Regions from separate parts of the Mus musculus genome. Here all the other regions are linked to region 4. A link is a loop called in an ENCODE intact Hi-C map of the cell type or tissue named here. Cell type or tissue: heart. All regions are shown on one strand. Region 1 has its middle 120 kb from the start of Gm36569. Region 2 has its middle 110 kb from the start of Gm36569. Region 3 has its middle 85 kb from the start of Gm36569. Region 4 holds the start of Gask1b (golgi associated kinase 1B).

Region 1 (5,000 bases), 120 kb before region 4:
AACATGCATGTAAATGCATTACATGTGTATATGTCTGTCTTGAAACCAGAAATGGGATGAAGAGGGATAGAAACAATCTTAATGACGGATGTGAAGGAAAGAGAGGGTAAGAGACGCCTGGGAGAGGAAGGCAACATAGAGGCTTGTCTGTCTGTCTGTCAGGGAGGGAGCGCAGTTATGGAATGAGCAAGAGTGTCAAGGTAGTGCAGTGGGGAAGGTCATACATTAGAGCAAGGTATAATGACGTATGTGTATGAAAATATGATAACAAAATCCACTCCATTGTTTGCTAACTTAAATGTAGTTTTTAAAACTCCATAAAATAAAAATAAATCTAGATAACATTAGGAAAGAAACCTTTCTCTTTTAAGTTAATTTATACCAGGTCCTTGTTACATCGAGGAAAGCTAACAGTAAAGTATCTTCTATGGCAGCAACCATGTTACAAGGGACAAAATTCCACTTGATTTCCAGGACTACAGAGATGTGTTGGAACCCGAGCATTTGGAAAACACATCTGAGCTTAGGAGCCTGGCTCCTGGTTGTGGGATTTTGGCAAAGCAAAGCTGACCCTGCTGAGTCTAATTATGTGTAGACGAAGGCTGGCTATTATCTATTTTCACCTAATTTTACCCAAGAGTTGTGTCATGTGGGTGCACACATGGCATGGGATCTGGGAACGTTCCTGAAATATTACTATATCTCTATAGATTAGCTGTCCATTTAGAAATACAGGATCATCATGGCATTTTTCTTGTTGCCTTAATATTTTCCTTCAGTTTATTAACTTGGAAAGTCTATAGTACTATTACAGAAATGTCCTGCTTTGCAATTCTTTGTTATAAAGAAAAAAAAAACAAAAAACTAAGCTGGGAAATTTTCTATTTTGCCAAGTTGTAAAACATTTTTTCCTAACTCTCTGTTCGACCCAATCTATGGCAGAATAGGTTATTCTTTTATGAAATTCATACTTTTTATTCCTTCTATAGCCTCAACATATTTCTCCAGTGATTCATACTAAAATCAGAACACTTGGAAGTGGCTTTAAGTGGTAGCTTTGAGGGGGGCAGGTGGGAGAGGAGAGACACTGTCATTTATTGGATTTCAAACTTTCTCACATACTCTGCCCAGATCACAAATATCCTCATGCAGTCATTCTAGGGTGGGGTTTAGATGTCTGTAATTTTAAGTGGAGTATTTAAAAACACAGAAGGATTCCCATCTTTAGAACTGCTGACCTCAAAGATAAAGCATGCTGCAGTGTCAAGCGTTAGCGACGTGGGAAGGGCACCCTGGTCCGCACAGAACCCTGAGTCATGTCCCAGAGATAGCTGCTCGCCATGGCAATCCCCTCTCTCCCATCCAATGGCTTTGCAGCCACAATTTTCAGTGTCCACTCTGTCCTGAGAGACAGAGGCATAGCTAGTTGTTCTCATCCTCCCACAGCATGTCTGTGTCAGTAAAACTGCTGACATTGCTACACAGCCCATTACTAATGACCTGTAACTCAGGCAAGCTGCATTTCCATCCCTACAGAGCTATGCTTTGCTTATCACATCTTCCACACAGGGTTTGGATTTGACAGACATGGGATTGCATTTCTTAAGTGTTGGAGCTCATGTAGATTTTTGGATTCATATCATTGTTTTTGCAGATCTACATTTTGTTCCAAGAATAATTAAACATAATGGAACCTTTTATTTAATGAAATTGTGTTGCGTGAAGTGTGTATACTAGGTAATAATTTATTTAAAAGTATTTTAGTTTCCTATAGGACTTGAAGATAAGAAAACATCATCACATGTAATGCTACCACATAGGTTAGCAGCCTAACATGTCATGTTTCATGTTGTCATAGTCTTATGGTTATGTAAAACTCATGCACCTTTATGAAGCCTAGACTCTCAGCAGCCAAGTCTCCTGGCCAGAGAGATAGAAATTAACTCTTGGGGAATTTTTGTTTTTTTTATTTTCTTCCTTCCATATATATCCATATAGTCTTTCCAGAGATTCTTCTGTCTCTCCCTCCCAGGATCCTTTGGTGGCACTGGGATTACCTTGGTCTCTAAGCAGTTTGTGACAATTCAAACTTCGATCCTCAGATTTGCACAGCAAACACTCAGCAAGCCATCTCCTCAGTGAAAAGGAGATGTGCGATGGGCTACACTTGTGATCCTCTGTCTTTTCATCCCATCCTACTGCCATGCACCACTGCAGCTGATGGCTTGAACTATTCTGGTAGCCACAACAGTCCAAAGCATAAAGGAGGATGTGCATTTCCATAGAAACATAATAATCAGGATTCTTTATTAAACGCACAAGAATGAACGGAACTTTTAGTGCCGGGATCTACTCTAGAGATTTTCCACATCTGTTATTTTAATACATAAATAATTTTTTTAAAATGTAATTAAGTAGATGGTGAACAACAAAGTCTCCCAAAAATAACAACAGCCATTGCACTTGGAAAGGAATTCAATGGGGCAGCATTGCTCTCATTAAGTCAAAGGAAGCAGCTGGAAGAACCATCCTGTCACTCCCTTATTTCTGCAGAATCATCACAATGGTGCCACTGTTGCTTTGCTTAGGGAGTAGTGAGGATGCAGCAGGAAAACAGGACAGAGTCTTCTGTTTTCTTCCTCTAGGCCTTCTGCTCTGTGCTGCGTGTTGCCAAGTCCCGCAGAAGGGCACAGCGCTCAGCACCTTTTGAGCTGTTGTGATGCAATGTGGTGTCATTCCAGTTCACACATGCCCAGAGTGTGAAAGTATTATGTTGCCTTAAAGGCCACACCCTCCCATTGCTCTTAAGTGTAAGAATCCAGAGAGAGCGATTAGGATCTTAGCAATGTGGTCCAGATGGCTCTGATGGGCATCCTTTTGAAGTTTTATACATGTTCTCCATTTAGCCTTCTGTGTGGTATTTGGGAATGTCTTTGAAAAACTTTATTTTAAACTCACAGAAAATACCCAAGTGGAGGGGCTTATACCTTGGCACTGGGGAGGCCGAGGGAAAAGGATCCACAAGTTGCAAGCCAGTCTGGTTTGTGTAGGGAGATTTTGCTACAAAACATACACGTATGTGCATAGCAGATGGAAGAACTGGGATATAATGTTGGAAATCATGTGAAGACTCCTAAGATTCTCTTTCTTCTTGCAGCCAAACCTGTGATGTCACTGCAAACTTTCTGTCACACCAGGGGCTGATCCATGTTCACAGGGTAGGGGCACACTGCCAAGAGAGCAGAGAAAGCGGGGTGTCCATTCCAACATCTCTGGGATTTTGTTTTTTAAAAAGGGAAAATTAGGTTGCTAAGAAAGAAAGAGCCTGCTGGCTTGCTTTCCCAGGCTCTAGGTTATGTTTTCTAGTGTAACTGAAATACGTAGTGAATGGTCTCCCGTTGTTCTCTACAGCGCTATTTCGCCAATGAACTACACGGGTGTTAAGAATCTGAGATTTTTAAACAAAGAGTTACATTCCTCACCAACGTTTTCTTCTAGCTTCCAGTCAGAGTCTTATATACTTAGATATAATCTACTAATACAAAAACTTTCAGGAATTATCACACAGTTTGTTTCGGGTATTCAAAATAAGTATTGCAAAACTTCTAAGAGAACAGGCTTCGGGTGCCCGTGAAAATGTTACTGTGTGGGATGCTGGATTTGCTCATTCGCTCACCTATATCAATAGCTTCAACATGTGTGTGTAAACCTAAACCCCAAATTAATTACACAAATTAAGTATATGCAATAAAAAGGAAAAAAAGAAGACTCAGCATAGTGTGTTGGTACATGCCTTGATGCCCAGCACTCCAGAGTCAGGGACGGGTGGGTCGCTGTAGCTTTAAGGACAGTCTGGTCTACATAATGAGTTCCATGACAGCCAGGACTACACAGTGTCTCAACCCTGGGCCTCGTACCATGTACCAGGGAACATGTTTACATATGTACATCAGACCCTGCTAAAAAAAATGTTGATTAGGCCTTTATTATTCTATCTACTTACACATTCATCCATATAATTTATGTATAATTGGTCAGGAATATTTCACATCCACAGTTTTGTACAATAAATGAATCCCTTATGCTACTTAGTAAACTTGAAATGATATTGACAAGCAGTCCTCATAAAGCATTTCCTTCCACGTCATGGTGTGGTTGTCATAGAATGCACTCACTTACTAGAGAATGTCCAGACAGCCTTTTCAACTCAACCACAGATTGCTAAAAGTCGAAGGTCAAGCCATTTCCATGCTTTCTAGAGGTCAGGTTCTGTGTATGGAATTCCCCACACAATGTAACACTTGTGAACTCCACACACATTCTTGCCTCATGAACATCTCTCTCTGCAGTGAAAGCTTATGAACAACTTAACAATTCTTTATTAGTTTTTAACTGAACATAATAATTCAAGTGGAAGAAAACTCTCAACACAGATCTGTATTTATGGAGATGAGACCTTCATCTTGGTGTCAAATTCTTTACATTCATATGGTGTGTAGCTTTTTTCCCACTAAAAGAATGCTTGTCCACAATAAATCATTTCCTGTTACTTGTGCAAGTGGACACTGGTGTTATACATGGTGAGAAGTCAAAATATTGGTGAATCTACTGGGAAAAAAGTTCTTCCATGATCTCACACAGTAAAATATTCAAATTAAAAATATACACTATGAGAGAAGAAAAAAAGGTGGGTTTTTTTTTTGGAAAAACTATGTACATAGTGTATAGTAAACAAGTCAAACAGTTTACAGTCATTGATAATATAAATACATAAGCACTTAAAATTAGAAAGAAGCTTTGAAGAGACTTTAACGATGTAAAATACACAGACTACAAGATACAAAGTAAAACTTTGATTGCTGTTAAATACACACAAAACCTACAGTAGTATTGTAAGGAAAACAGTTTCAAATCTGTACAAAACTAAGAATGTTATTGGAAATAAAACTGCAAAATATTAACAGTTGGTATTTCTAAATGATAAGATTGTATTTTTCATT
Region 2 (5,000 bases), 110 kb before region 4:
AGTCTGAAACATTCTTCCCTACATTAAAATGTCTTCCTACGGTAGAACATATTGCTTTATCTGAAAAAAATATTTGTATATGGGTCTCCCTTCTCCTGGGGGTAGGGGATGTACTTTGGCCACCTACACGTAAGGGCCGAGGGAACAGCATCATGCAGGGTGCAGACAGCCATGAGTCTGATAGAAGGACTTCAGAACAGAGCTTAAGTGAGACAACTCTACTTTAGTGTTCCGAGGCAGGGTATATAGGGCTCCTAAGGGTGGAGAGAGCTGATTGGCCAGAACCCAGTACTTAATTATCATTCGGCTGGGAAGCTAGAGCAGGACTTGTGTGCTGAGTCATGCAGCATTTGCAGAGAGCTCTGCACAGTCATCCTCCAAACAAGGTCAGGCATCTGTGTTCAGAGACGCTTTCCAACCAGTGCCAGGTAGAGAAAGGGAACCCCTGACGGAAAGGGGAGTCCTCCATTCTGCATCAAGCTCACAGAGCTATCCAGACATGCTGAACTGTGGCCTTAAGAACAGGCTTCTCCGACATTTGTGTTTTGCCAGGGTCAATTTCTAATCCTCATCATTTTACAATCTGTATCTCTCTGGCAGGATGACCTGTGAGCCACAGTCAATCTAGAGACAAAAGATGTTCCTTCTTTCAGGATACTATTTTCTTGTTTTACTGCCCAGACTATCCTCAGTCTACTCATCCTCTTGCTTCAGCCTTCTAATGCAAGGGTTGCAGATGTGTGCCACCACATGCAGGGGTTGCAGATGTGTGCCACCACATGCAGGGGTTGCAGATGTGTGCCACCACATACAGGGGTTGCAGATGTGTGCCACCACATCCAGCTTGAGGATTCATATTTGTCATGCATTCCTCACATTCTTCTTGCACGGGGTCTTAATTTGGTCACCATTTATGTCAGTTCTTCCTACTTTAGGCTTTGGGAAACGATTGTAGAATCTTAATATTTGAATGTCAAGATCGATATCCCTGGTCATAGGAAGGGCTCTGGAGCAATAGGGATTCCCATTCATTGCTTGGGGAAATGCAACATCCTAAATCATCTATGAAAGAGATTTGGTAGTATTGTATAAAAGAAACAGTGTCTGGCAATTATGTGTCTTGATGTTTACTCAAAGGAATTGAAATGTATGTCCAGATAAAAACCTTCCCAATAATACCTATTGGAGACTTATTCATAACTGACAAAACTTGGAGGCAACGCAGTGTCATTCCTTAAGTAAATGAATAAGCCAAGAGCAGCAGGAGGCAGCTGTCAATTCTAAAGACATTTGGGATAAAATACGTTACTATTAGTCTTTCCTACTATTTGTAACCCTCTGACAGAACTTGACTTTGCTAGATCTTAAGAGAAAAACATTTGACTGTGTGACAGAGGTGGGAATTAATATAAATAGAATGTGCACTCTAAATGCCATTTGGGTTTCATCAAGAAGTACAATTCTTGCTTCTTGTTGTTTTTTGTTTGTTTTGTTTTGTTTTGTTTGTTTTGTTTTGTTTTTGACTCAGTGTTTCATTGAGCCATATAACTTAATACTTCTAATGACGAACTGGTGGGCTAATCAAGTAAAGTCTTTATTCCTAGCTAGTAGCAGTTGAGCAGAAGGCTACGGGAAGGACATCCATTACAAAGGGGTGGGCTTGCAGCTATCTATACCTTGGTTTCAGTGATTTCAGAGCTGGACTCAGGGTTGGGTCATTTGAAAGCAACTTAAAGGGAGTGGGAAGCTGAAGCCAAACCAAAATGAGTCATGGAGCAAGTTGGAGATAATGGGGTGAATTCATTCAGTGTAAACTGTTTTGATAAGCCCTTTAGACTTGAAGGGGAGCCGGGAAAGCAAACAGCTTAAGTGAAAGGGGAGCAGACTGGAGAAGGATTATTATTTTTAGGATAAGGAATGTGAAATTGTTTTAAAAAGGAAGGGGAAGAGCCAAGAGAAGAGGGAGGTCTGCGGTGAAAGCAGCGGACATAAGTGAGAGGGAAAGTTCTCAGAACAGACAGGAAGAGGGTGGGGATCCAGAGTGCAAAGGGACGAGCTTATCTATGGGCGCATGTGAAACAGGGTGACAAGAGAGAAGAAGGGTTAAGCTCAAGCCACTGGGAGGGAGGGGATCTGAGGGAAGTCTTGCTTGCTGGTATTTTTCTCCTTTAAATTAGAGAGTTGGCCAACTCTTAAGTGTCAGAAATGTTGTTTAGGCCAGTCAAAATTCAACTAAAATGGTTGCAAATGATACAGAATGGTTGGGAAACGATGTTGATAAAGGTAAGCATGGAGAAGTAGAAGAGGCAGGATACAAAATTTGGTAAAGACCCGGTAGGATTGCACTGAACGTTCCCTACGTTGTTTTGTTTTTTTTTTTTCCTGATGAGTCTAGTGCTGAGTTCCAACTCAAAGTGCTGATGGGTAATAAACCTTCCCCCTTCATGGCCATGAGTGTAGTGATGAACTTGTTTTAAGAGGACACAAAGTGCAGCTGAGAGCATCTGGAATTGGAAATAGATCTGTTTTTTTGTGGCTACACTATTTGCAGTAGGCTCTTGAGCATGCTAAGAAAGCTATCTGAAGCTTGGGTTTGAAAATCATAAAGAGAATACAGGATTAAATGAAACGTGCAGTTCTTTTGATTATTGGAGTATTGTCTTTGTTGTTGCTGGAGTCTATAGGAAAATTCAGAGTCTACAGCAGTGGTTCTCAAACTTCCTGATGCTGTGACCTTTCAATATAGTTCCTCATGTTGTAGTGACTGACCCCCAAACCATAAAATTATTCCATTTCTCTAGAGACTACCATATCCAGGGATCCACCCCATAATCAGCTTCCAAACGCTGACACCATTGCATACACTAGCAAGATTTTGCTGAAAGGACCCTGATATAGCTGTCTCTTGTAAGACTATGCCGGGGCTTAGCAAACACAGAAGTGGATGCTCACAGTCAGCTATGGGTGGATCACAGGGCTCCCAATGGAGGAGCTAGAGAAAGTACCCAAGGAGCTAAAGGGATCTGCAACCCTATAGGTGGAACAACATTATGAACTAACCAGTACCCCGGAGCTCTTGACTCTAGCTGCATATGTATCAAAAGATGGCCTAGTCAGCCATCACTGGAAAGAGAGGCCCATTGGACACAAACTTTATATGCCCCAGTACAGGGGAATTCCAGGGCCAAAAAAAAATGGGAATGGGTGGGTAGGGAAGTGGGGGGGAGGGTATGGGGGACTTTTGGGATAGCGTTGGAAATGTAATTGAGAAAAATATGTAATAAAAAGTATTAAAAATTTTTTAAAAAGAAAAAAATTATTCCATTTCTACTATCTAACTATAATCTTGCTTCTGTTATGAGTTATAATGTAAATATCTGATATTCAAGATTTCCAATATGTGATCCCTGTGGAGGTCAAGACCCACAAGCTGAGAATGACTGGTCTGGAGTGTAGCAGGATATTTCTGCTAGCTTCTGTCTTCCAATCTGGACTTGATACAACCTGCTACCCCATTGACCCTTTCATGAAACTACACAATGCCTCACCTGGCAGTCTCACATATGTTAATTTTATTATTCCATCGAGAAGAACTGAAGCCCATGCTCTAGAAACACAAAGGGCTTTTGGTACTGTTTGATCACCAGTGAAACTGGCAAAATTAACACTGGATGACCTTTTGGGTGAAGACATAGAAGAAGGTTTGGCTTCCATTTTGCCCAATTCTGGAGTCTTGATCTGTCATGTGAGTTAACATGTAGCTTTGAAATTATTGTGCTAAATCACACCTGTTATGAGACTGAACAGAAAAGCTATAGGACCCTAAAAAGAGAAAGAAGTAGTTGAGCAGCCCTTAACTGCCACAGCTCAACCTTCTTGGAGACACATCTGTGCAGCCACACTACTAATATGTTCCTAACAAGTACAAATCATGAGAAACAATAGCATTGTATAGATTTAAGACACTAACTCTATGGGGATTTGTTTTATCACTCCAGCAACTGACCCAGTAATTTTTTTTCCTAGTCTTTCTCAGATTTCTTTCTTTCTTTTTTTTTTTAAAAGATTCACTTAATCAGTAGATGTATTACATTTACTGTCATATTACATTTGCTACATATGAGATATTTAATTCCAAGCATTGACATTTCCCCCTCATATATTTATGACTGGAATTATACTTTCTTTGATCTGTAGGGTTATAACTCTCGCTTCTTTTTTTTTTTTCTTATTCCCAGCTCTTCTGAGAAAAATAAATCTGAATTTCATAAAGAAGAGCTACAGCAAATACATTTCTTTCTGGATCAGTCAATTGCTAGAATCAGTAACATCTTCTTTTACCATCAGTTTATTTGAAATTACTTTATTACCAAAAAAAAAAAAAAATGTGTCTTCAAGTATTTCACTAGATCTTCCATCTGGAGATAATCTGGCTTTCTGTGTATTTCCTACTTCCTACTAAAAGTAAGAAGTTTCATCATGGCTTTAATCCTTTTGCATGCAGCTAATTCTTCTATTTTACAGCACGATTTCTCTCTCTCTTGTGCTCTCTCTTTTTCTCTCTCTCTCTCCTGGTGTGGTTAGTGACTTGATCATTTATGCCAATATGATTCTTATTATACTCATTTTTAGTCTTGCCTCTCACGGTCAGACTTCCTCAAACATCTGCTACCTGTTGACCATGGTAACAATGGCACTGCGAATCTTCCTTCTCTTTTCTTTGCTCTTTATAAAGGGATTTTATAAAATGGATCAGATTTTCAACTTTGCTTAGTATCAAAATAATGAAATATGCCTTACTGTTTTTCCATATTATAAAACTCATTGTCTTAATCTGTACGTTGGCCTTGGACAGTGTGTGCTATCAAGAAAAAGAAATGAGCTTTGTTTCCTCATTTCCCTTCATGGATAGTTATGAGTCCTTCTGGAAAGTGATTGGAAGGAAAACTGCAAAGGGGATAGGGTCATCCTGCCAAAACCACGCCTTCCCTTTCTCACAT
Region 3 (5,000 bases), 85 kb before region 4:
TTCATTTAATACTTTGATCTTTAACTTTTATACCAACCTGTTAAGATCACAGAGCTTCCAGATTGTGTGTAAAATATTATTCTGGATTTTTTTTGTAAGGATTTGTGATAGTATTGTCCTAGTATGGAGTAGGGTTTGTTGTTGTTGTTTTGTTTGTTTGTTTAATTGAGAATACTTTTTTTCATACAATATGACTCTGATCACAGTTTCTGGGCAGATTCTTATCCATTGAAGATTGCTCTTCTTAATATCACTGGAGCCCATTCAGTAGAAACCTGAAAAGAATGGCTGTGTCTACCCCAAATGGGATCAAATTCTATAGCAGACAGACATGTCCTGGTTATACAGCAAACCACCTATAGACTCCAACTGGTTCTAGAGTCTGTGGTGTGGCTGCCCCAGGCTGCAGCCAGCCTGCTCTAGCTGCAATTTTGATATACCCCACTTCCATAAATGTATAAGCCCATTCCTTTTGAAATATTAATTTTGTGTGAATAAAAAAGCACATAAAGACATAATATTTTACTAATGTAAAACAATTTAAATATAAGTATGAAGGCATGAATGCAGGAAGGGATTTGGTGGAGGAAGAATGAAGAGAAGCAGGAAGGACAGAAGTAAAGAAGAACGATAATACATGCGTGAAAACGAAGTGGTGTAATGAAGTCCATTACTGTTTATACTAGCTTTAAAAGTAACACCAAATGAATGTACTAATAACATCTATTTCTCTCTGTGTGTTTCTGTGTCTGTGCCTCTTTGTCTGTCTGTCTGTCCACCTCTCTCTCTCTCTCTCTCTCTCTCTCTCTCTCTCTCTCTCTCCCCGTGTGTGTGTGTGTGTGTGTGTGTGTGTGTGTGTGTGTGTGTGTGTTTGTGTGTCCTATAGACTCTGTTTATCTGGAGAAGCCTCGATTATGTCAACGTAAATAGCTCCTTTAATATATGAAGTACCTATTATCGCGATCTTCATTTTTGTAAATTAGTGTTTTTAATTGATAAATCAATTGTATCCATTTATGGAATAGATGGGCTGATTTGATATATGTGTAGCAGGCAGAATGATGAAATCACTCCTATCCACACACCCATTACCTCATTCCCCATTTATTTTTATGCTGAGATCCTTGGAATTACTCTCTTGGTTATTTTGATACATTATTATTGACTCTAGTCATGTTACTGAGCACCAGATCACAAAATTGTCCTTCCTCTCCAATGGTCCTCATTTTATAAATGTAAAATATGAAGTAGGTTATTAGTTGAGTGCTTCATATAGAGGAGGATGAGTGAGAAGAAGAGAGAAGACAGAAAGAGAAATGAGCCTTAGATTTGACATTCGATTGTGATGAGGCTTTTCCTGGGAAGGTGTGAACAAATGTTATTCACACCACATAAAGCACCAATGACAGAATAAAGAAACAAGTCTTTTCAAGTATTGCTTAGTGAACCAACGAGTTTATTTGGGTGATTTGTGGGAGTGTGGGTAAGGAATTACTCTCATGAGCATAGACAACTCATAGACAGCTGTATCATCAAAATCATTTGCTTCAATTTGAGGAGGAAATAATTAGTCGACTTCCTGAGTTTGCTTCTATCAGGAGAGATGTCCTGCTCCATTGTCTATGAAAAATAACAGGGCAAAGGTTTCCTACCTGCTTTAGTATCCTAGGTTACCATAGTAAAATACTGCAACCCGGGTGCTTTAATACAAATCATACATGAACTCTCTAGTGGCAGAATAGCCTCAAATTCACTGTGCTGTCAGACTGATGACCTTGAACCTCTGGATCCTCTTGCCTCCACCTTCTGAACCCTAAGATTAGAGTCATTCATCACCATAACTGTGTTTTGTGGCACTGGAGACCAAAGCCAGGACACTGTTCAGGCTAGGCCAGCACTCTACCAACTGGGCTCCATCTCCAGACCCCCAAAAGAACACTGTCACACAGGATTAATGTCTACCCAAGGGACTCTTCTTAAGCACATTGAACCTACTCAGATCCTATTTCCAAACAGGATCACATCAGTGCCTTAAGAGTGTGCATTTTAAGCTGTCTTTGTGAAGAAACAAAATGATCTTTTCTATGAAGCCAGAATCATATAACTCTAACTTGCCATCTGCCATAGAGTTAAAACCACATTTCTTCTGCAACCTGGCTGTCTGTATATCTCAGTCTGTGTCTCTGGTTTCACACTGGAAACCATAACCTTGAGAACTAAATCCTTGATACAGACCAGGAAAAATTTCAGGTCAAGCATTGCCCATGGAAATGTGAAAGGTAGATAGATCCCTTTCTTCTTTGATTCCATTTCCACATTATTCACCACAGTGAAAAGTTTGGACCCGCTTTTCTTTTGTTTACCTGATTGTCCCAAGGGTCCATACATCAGACTGATCAGCTCCTTCTTGAATCAGCAGCTATTTGCCATCCTAAGTGTTGTGAGGCCACCAAAATATAATATATAATATTAATATAATATATGTGATACTAATAGAGGTAAACCAATTCAATCTTCCCTCTCTGCCAGCCAGGAACACTAATACCCACAGGGCTTAATTTTTTCTTATAGTTAAACCTATTGAAGACAAGGCCAGATAACCCCAAGTATCAGTTGGACCGCACCTGGTTGCACTTCTCAATTCAATATGATATTTATATTTCTCCAAAATACACATGAGGCAGTTTGTTTTGATTTGCATCCCTGTCCCTGATTATAACCACTGCAGAAGAAACAGTTCACAATTCCGCCTGCAACAAAGGAAGCCTCCTTTGTTATCACTCTGGTGCCAAGTACAATGTAGGAAGCATTTGCTCTCTGCCCTAGCTAGTAAATAAACTGATGAGAGAAGGTCCCGGCATCTTCCTTGCCCCAGAGAGCTACCTAAGCATCTCAGCTCTGCTTCCTCACTGCAGCCCTCCCGCATTTCAGCGTTTCAGTTGCCCACAGAAACCACTGAAGGCTTTGCTTGGGCAGCTGTCGGTGCCTCGCCCTGAATATTGAACAGACAGCTACACATAGAAGAATCACCGTCCTAATCAAATAATGTTTCATGCCCTTGAAACTTGGCAATAAAATTCAGATTGACTTTTTTGGAAGTTACGCCTTCTCCCTGCAATGCATATAACCTATTTCCCATTTTCATTTTCTGTACCATAAGAAATTCCAAGCACCATCCATGGCTTCATAATTGCAGGAATGCATTTTTATGAGGACTGTGATTAATTTTCCTCCATCTTTTTTTTTAATCAATGGGGAAACATTTTAGAGCATGAATCTCTGCATCACTGACTGCATTAAGCTGAGTATCCACAGTCAGTGAAAAGGATAAGCCATTCAGTGGAAGCAAAGTCTAGTTCCATTAATGGCAAAGCAATTGAATCAATCCTGTTTTGATCGAGTTGTGAAGCCAAACAGTTCTTAAGGATGTTTGAAAATATGAATTTTGATGAGAAGGATTAGACAACTAATACTGAAGAATAGAGTCAATCTTTATGAAGTAACTTGGATCTCCCAACTCGGATTTTTAACAGAAAATAAAATACAGATGTATTATCTTTCTGGAAATCACTAAATAATAGTTTTATTTCCACTTTTTTCAACCTTCCCAGTGACATAATGTAATACAACATTCAAATAAGAACTCTAAAATTAGGCGTCCTTTATTCAAGGACAGGCATTGTAATTGACTAGCTCTGTCCTTGGATAGGGTAACTTTTATAAAACCTCCTCAATTTTCTTGTCTACAAAACAGAAATATGCTGTAGTTCCTTCCTCCAATTATATTTTCACAGATGCACCAAGACCATAAATATAAGACAACTTGGTTAATAAATGCCCAAGTTCCCTCAGCTACTTGATCTTAGTGAGGGGAGTGGCCATACGTGGACCCTGTTGGAAGTGCAAAGGGAAGTTGTAAGCATGGCTACCCACACTAATCATATCTTTTCTTTTCCAGCAGCAGATATGGGCTACCACCTTATCTATCTTCCTGAAACAAGTCACATATAATGATAGTCGGGTAACACTGCACATATATACATGAGGTTACTAACATGAAGCTGTGAGAAAAAAAAAAAATGTTGCTCATGTCCTACAGTTATTTCTGTCACTAAACTACATGCTGACTGTTTTTGCTCTAGCCATCATTCAGAAATTTTACAAAACCTACCAGAGAGAGGGGAGAGGTGAAGTTGAGAATTCACGTACTTGCAAAAGGCAAATATGTAATTTATAAACATCTTTCCTGTCCACAAATACAGCAGATGTTTTTCATAATTTTCAACTGCAAAGGGTCTTCTAATTCCCATGAAGTCCTTTATAAGAGTCAATTACTTGCAACTGGATGAGAAACCTGTGCTCTGTTCTTGGCAGATAACCTTGGCACTGGCAACTGCGGAAGCAGATGCTGTCTGCACAGCTATCCAAAAGGAGTAAGGTATACTCCAAGGTCAGAGCTAGCTGAAAAACACCCCAATGAGGGAAAGTACAGAAATGACGGATAGACCACAGTGTTGGGAACCACTGCCTTAATGGCTGTATCTGCCACAGTGCAGCAGAGACAGGCACCAGAGGAAGCAGCAAGCTTTCAGAATCTGCCTCAATGAGATCTTCATTGCAAATTGCCAGATCCTATCCAGTCACTCTTAAGGTCCTCACAGTTCATTCCAGCTTGTGAAACACTTCAGATCTTACCATTTATATTTTTTAAAGATGTATTTATTTATTTTATGTATATGAGTACACCATTGCTCTCTTCAGACACCAGAAGAGGACATCAGATCCCATTACAGATGGTTGTGAGCCACCATGTGGTTGCTGGAAATTGAACTCAGGACCTCTGGAAGAACAGTCAGTGCTCTTAACTGCTGAGCCATCTCTCCAGCCCGATGTTTCTACTTTTCATTAAGAGCATATAATTTTGTAAATGATTAGTTAATCCAACTCTAGTCTGAAAAGCAAATAAGTAACCATGACACTCATGCAACAGTAAAAACCAA
Region 4 (5,000 bases):
GCCTGGATTTAGGATAAAAATACTAATTTTTATTAGTCCCTAGCATTAGAAACTGGAGGCAGGTACGGATTTGCCGTCAAGCATCAAAGAAACAAGGCAAGAAGGAACCCCTGCATTCATTCAATGTGTTCATTCCATGAGTGTCTACGGTATGCTATACACTCCAGTGGGCTCGAACACAATAAAAAATACAAGAAACATTGCTGCCTCCCAGACACAGAGACAGTGGGAAGGGAGAGATAACACAATAGGATTATATAGAATGAGCTGGATCTCTTTCAGAGCTCAGACACTGCTCACGTAAAACTGAGTTACCAGAATAGGTGGTCCCGACAGGGAAATTCACACCCAACAGAAATCAGGAGAAAAAAAGCAACATAGGAAGGGGAAACCTGAGAATGTTCGTTGCATGCTGGAACTGGCCTGTTCTTGTCACCTACCTCACTGTAACAAAACACCTGTATGAAATGATGCACACGTGAGTCCATACATATGCTCCTGAGGAAGCTGACCTGACTTCATGACTCTAAAACACTGAAGGGAAGAGATATTGAAGCAAGAACAACCACTGAAGCCATCTGATACAAAATCCTACTCTTGAACTCATCACACTGAGCCGCGGCTGTGACTCTATTCATTTATTTCAACCGCCACTTGGATATGGCTGGAGCGAGGACCATGCCAGAGACTTCTTCAAACTGAATTTTAGGGGTTTTGATATTCTAGAAACCCAGGGAACAGAATCAAATGTCCAAGAGGAATTCTGGCACAAAATAGGCACAGTCAAACTAGAAGAGTTCTATTGCTAGTTTGTTCATAAGAGAAAATGACCTTTGAGGGTTGATGGCCCAAAGCAACTCAGGGAACTTGGTACTTGGCTCACTCAGTGGAATAACAGCAATAGCCAGCGCTTATTGAAGGTTTGGTTGGTGCCAAGAACTGCTGTCTATGTGTAAGCTACCAGCAACTTCATGAGGTGGACAGTATTGCCATTGCACAGCTGAAGAGAGATGCTCTAACATTTCAGCCTGGGTGGTTCTACATTGCAACACAAGTCACTGACTGAGTGTACTTCAGATTCCAACCCCGACATGGCATTCTCATTCAGAGAGTATCCTCTGTGTGGCAAGATCATTTCCATAGACCAGCACTGCAAAGCTGTACTTCAGTTAGTGGCCACATGCCCTAGACACAACCTTTGTGTTACAGGAGGACACATGGGGCTCTGTAAATAGTGAAGCTTGAAGAAGTCACATGGCTAGTTAGTCTACACTCTAAATGCACCTATGATTTTTATGCTCTTTATTTATTAAAGAGGCTGAGTCCATTGGTGACAGTCGAGGTAAAAGAGTTAGCTCTCATGTGGTCAGTTCTGTCTGAGCCTCTGACAAAGACTATTTGCTGAGGAAAGATAACCACTTTCCTCTTAATTTTTAGAATATTTAATCTTTATTTTATGCATAGAAGTGTTTGTCTTCATATGTGGATGTGTACCACACTCATGCCTGATGCCAACAGAGGTCAGAAGACAGTGTTGGATACCCATGAATTACAGGCGGTTGTGAAACACCCTGTGTGTGTATGTGTGTGTGTGTCTGTGTCTGTGTGTGTGTGTGTGTGTGATTTGCAAAAGCACTGAGTGCTCTTAACCACTGAGACATCATTTCTATGCCCCACCCCCCAACCCCTTACTCTTTAAACCATCCTAGGAAGGAAGTTTCCATAGAAACCTGTAAGGTTCTATGCAAGGCTGTCAGCAAGCTCTGTACCCTGGCTTCCTGTCATCGTGCAAACTGTCACTAGTTTTAATTAGATTTAACATGCCACGAAAAAGTGCACAGAGAGAAACGGAGAGCAAAGATTGCAGTGTGGGCTTTCCCTCACATGCCCAGCACAGCTGTGCATTAGAACTCTAATATCCCCAGACTGGGAAATAGAAGAATGCCACGCGTATGGAAAAATGACGCTACTGCTGCTGCTGCTGTCCAAATGGGAAACATGGGTGGGGAAAATAATTCAGAGAGAGTGGGGGAAAGGAGAAAACGATCCCAAATCCCCAGCAGCTGCAAATAAGAAGCAAGTGAATCTGTTACCTTGGATGAACTCTAATTTCCTGCTCACAGATGGCAGGGTCCTGTTGAGACCCAGGATCCTGTCCAGGTGGAAGGCGAACACTTCACTCATGTCCAGCGGCTGCTTGAGAAGCCCACAGGGGCTAGGCCCGCAGCCAGGCACAGAGCCTGAGGTGCTCCCTTCCAACACCAGCAAGCGGGTACCACTCTTAGAGATAGGTAGGATGCTAGCCACCTCACTATCAGCCAGGAGGCGCATTCTGCGGATGTCTTCTTTGCTCAGCCATGAGGGGGCGCTCTCGCTATAAATCCTAATGTTGCTCTCTCGGGCCCTAGGCTGCTGCAAGTTTGAACCTCTAGTTCTGACTCCAGGACCACGCAGCACCCTCCAGGGTCGTTCACCAACCTTGGTTAGGTAACCCTGAACATAGCCAGGTACTTCAGCATCTGCTGCCCGTGCAGCTTCCTGCTGTATAAGGGATGGTCTAACCAGCACCTCCTGATCAGGGGCTGCAGATGCCACCGCATACTTCTTCCTGCGCTTGGGTTTCACCGTGCCACGGATATTCGCAGGCTTGCTGCGCTTGGAGCGTAGAGTAATGTACACCACGTTGGGCTGCAAAGTGCTTCCATTGCCCTGCAACTCTGGAGGGGCCAGGGTACCATCCAGGGGAATCTCAGAGAAGGGTACCTTGAAGATGTCGTGACCGTTGGGTGGTCCCCTGTCAGTCGCCTGCCCATGCTGAAAGGAACCTCTGCCCACCTGGCTCACCAGAAAGCCCAGGTAGATGGCACAGGCAGTGCCCAGCAGGAGGTTCCGTCTGGTCCTGGGACGCCGACTACTCCAAAGTTTACACACTCGTGGGGCGCACAGAGAGCAGACAAACCAGTTTACGAGCTGCCCCGGCTTGTCTGGACAGGTCATTTCTCTGCCGCTTCCACATGCTGAACTGAGTTTAAAGTCTGCAGCTGGCTCCGGGTGACATGATTCATGGCTTCCTGAATCCAGCCGTCCAGTCCGCTTCGCTATCTAAGTGGTCTCCAACAGGCAGAGAGGTAAAAGAGAAGGGTCGCTGCTGCGGGTTCTGGGAACGCTTTGTGAACTGGCCACCGCAAGCCTTTTAAACTCCTATCAGCCTTTCCCAGGAGAAAGGAGGGCTGACTCTGGGAATGAATGGAAACAAGAGTTGACTGAATCACTAACTCAACCCATTTCAGTTCCTCTACAAGAGGAAAGAGGCGAGTAACCCTTTCCTTCCACAAATTCTACCAAGTTTGGTGTAAAGTTTAAAATGCGGAAGCAAGATAGGTGTGTGAGTCTGATTTTACTTTAAAGTAATGAAGACAAGCTGCAAAGAGCGTTTGCTAGCTCACAGTTAAAGCCACTACATCTGAGAAGCAAAACTCTTAAAAGTCATCAACCAGGATCCCCTGCAGACCCCCTTTTTGTGATTCAGAAATAAGAAAAGAAATAAATACTTTTTAAGATTTTTATAGACACCCTAACTTTTGTAAGATATATATTACAAAAATATCAAGTAGTGAGTTCATATTTAAACATATTCTCTTAACTAATGTTCCACATTGTTTTCACAATATATTCCATATCTAAAATTGTTATTTAACTACCCCTTGATGTTTATATAGCTTGAAAAGGGTGAGTTCTCTCTCTCTCTCTCTCTCTCTCTCTCTCTCTCTCTCTCTCTCTCACACACACACACACACACACACACACACACACACACAACTTTTTATTCCTTTTCTTTCCACTAAAGAGAGCAAAAATGAAAGAAAAGAATATCTAGGTTTTTTGGTGGGTTTTTTTTTGTTGTTTTTTTTTTTGTTGTTGTTTTTTTTGCCTTTTTCTTCACATTTTTAAATAGAGGGAAAAAGTTGTTTAAGAAGAAAAACAAAACTTTACTTACACAGCTGGCCCCACGCTTAGCTCCAGGAAGAATGGAATTCCTGACTCTAATGCACAGAACTTTGAAAGGCTGAGGCACGTAAGGAGAACATATTTCATGGCCAAGGGTGTTCCACCTTTCAAACATCTCGGCTCAGCCTTAAAAGCTGCCGCCTTCTAACAGCGGAGCAAAATGATTTGTAAACTGGCTGCTGCGCCGTTTTCAGACACGTGAGGTTCTTTTTAAAGATGACTAAAAAAATAAAAAATAAAATTTAATTTTGAATTTCTCCAAACACAGCTCAGACCCAGTTTTCATTCAAACAACTTTCTGCTCCTTTCAGCCCCTGGGAGCCCCCTAGTGTCTCATTTGCTAAGCGACACAGAAATGGCAGCCTTGGGAAGCTGAAGTGATCTGAAGTGTTTTGCTGGAGTTGGCGGAGACCCTGTTGCCAAATAAATACCTTAGAAAAATGAGGAGTGCCCACTGACCCCTGCCTGACCCCACGGAGTTGGGAAGGGGAAACTGGACGCCAGAGTCCAGGGCCTGCAACTTACCTTACATCTGGGCTGTTTGCAGACTAACTCTTGTCTCCCACCAGTTCTCGATGGGGGTAAAACGGCCAGGAAAGGTAGACAAAGCTAAGAAGGGGGTCACTGGAAATGAGTAGAGAAACGGAAGCGTGAGATAAGAGTGGGGTGTAGGGAGATGAGAAGGTTCTTGCAGCATGCAAATGAACACAGCAACAGCCCTCAGAAGGCAGCCTGGACCCCTTCTGATTGGAGGTCTTCTGAAAACAGGTTAGTGATTGGCCTGGGTCATTTGCATGTCCTGGCACAAAGGCAGGATCAGATGACCTTGGGGTCTCACTGGGCTTACTTGTCTCTGCTTCCACAGCAAACAGAATCAAACAAGAAGCCACCAATGGGATAGGGACGATTACCCCCTTTTTAGAGAAAAGGCTGTGATGTGGTGGGAAATGAAAATAATAGAATATGATGCTGTATAATCCTTAAAATATCGT

Evidence for each region. A loop is a pair of places that touch in the nucleus more often than their neighbours do. Peaks named below come from ENCODE experiments on the same cell type or tissue, not always from the same donor. Only the 100,000 strongest peaks of a DNase experiment are listed, where the experiment ranks them.
Region 1: it touches region 4 in a loop (4-fold over the local background); 6 of 42 quality-filtered maps call a loop at or near these places.
Region 2: it touches region 4 in a loop (4-fold over the local background); 6 of 42 quality-filtered maps call a loop at or near these places.
Region 3: a loop joins it to region 4, with 8 times the contacts of the local background. A loop is called at or near these places in 6 of 42 quality-filtered maps.

The regions. Positions count from the first base shown.
Region 1 is chr3:80,002,772-80,007,771 of GRCm38, reverse strand. No RefSeq gene overlaps it. Among named protein-coding and RNA genes, the nearest start is that of Gm36569, 120 kb to the right of the region's middle. In heart, no CTCF peak of the experiment used is centred here; DNase peaks (open chromatin) are centred at 2,201 and 2,581; H3K27ac peaks cover 1,802 bases.
Region 2 is chr3:79,991,206-79,996,205 of GRCm38, reverse strand. No RefSeq gene overlaps it. Among named protein-coding and RNA genes, the nearest start is that of Gm36569, 110 kb to the right of the region's middle. RefSeq lists an enhancer at 3,508-5,000. In heart, no CTCF peak of the experiment used is centred here; DNase peaks (open chromatin) are centred at 345 and 1,885; H3K27ac peaks cover 4,284 bases.
Region 3 is chr3:79,969,698-79,974,697 of GRCm38, reverse strand. No RefSeq gene overlaps it. Among named protein-coding and RNA genes, the nearest start is that of Gm36569, 85 kb to the right of the region's middle. In heart, no CTCF peak of the experiment used is centred here; a DNase peak (open chromatin) is centred at 4,416; H3K27ac peaks cover 1,248 bases.
Region 4 is chr3:79,884,224-79,889,223 of GRCm38, reverse strand. It overlaps Gask1b (golgi associated kinase 1B), which reads right to left and starts at 3,294. Exons shown (of 4, transcript NM_133187.3): 1 at 2,094-3,294. The coding sequence starts at 2,997. Gm36569 (a long non-coding RNA gene) reads left to right here and starts at 2,418. Exons shown (of 3, transcript XR_375740.1): 1 at 2,418-3,128. In heart, CTCF peaks have their summits at 2,349 (motif pointing right) and 4,330 (motif pointing left); DNase peaks (open chromatin) are centred at 2,353, 2,953, 4,383 and 4,753; H3K4me3 peaks cover 4,883 bases; H3K27ac peaks cover 4,940 bases.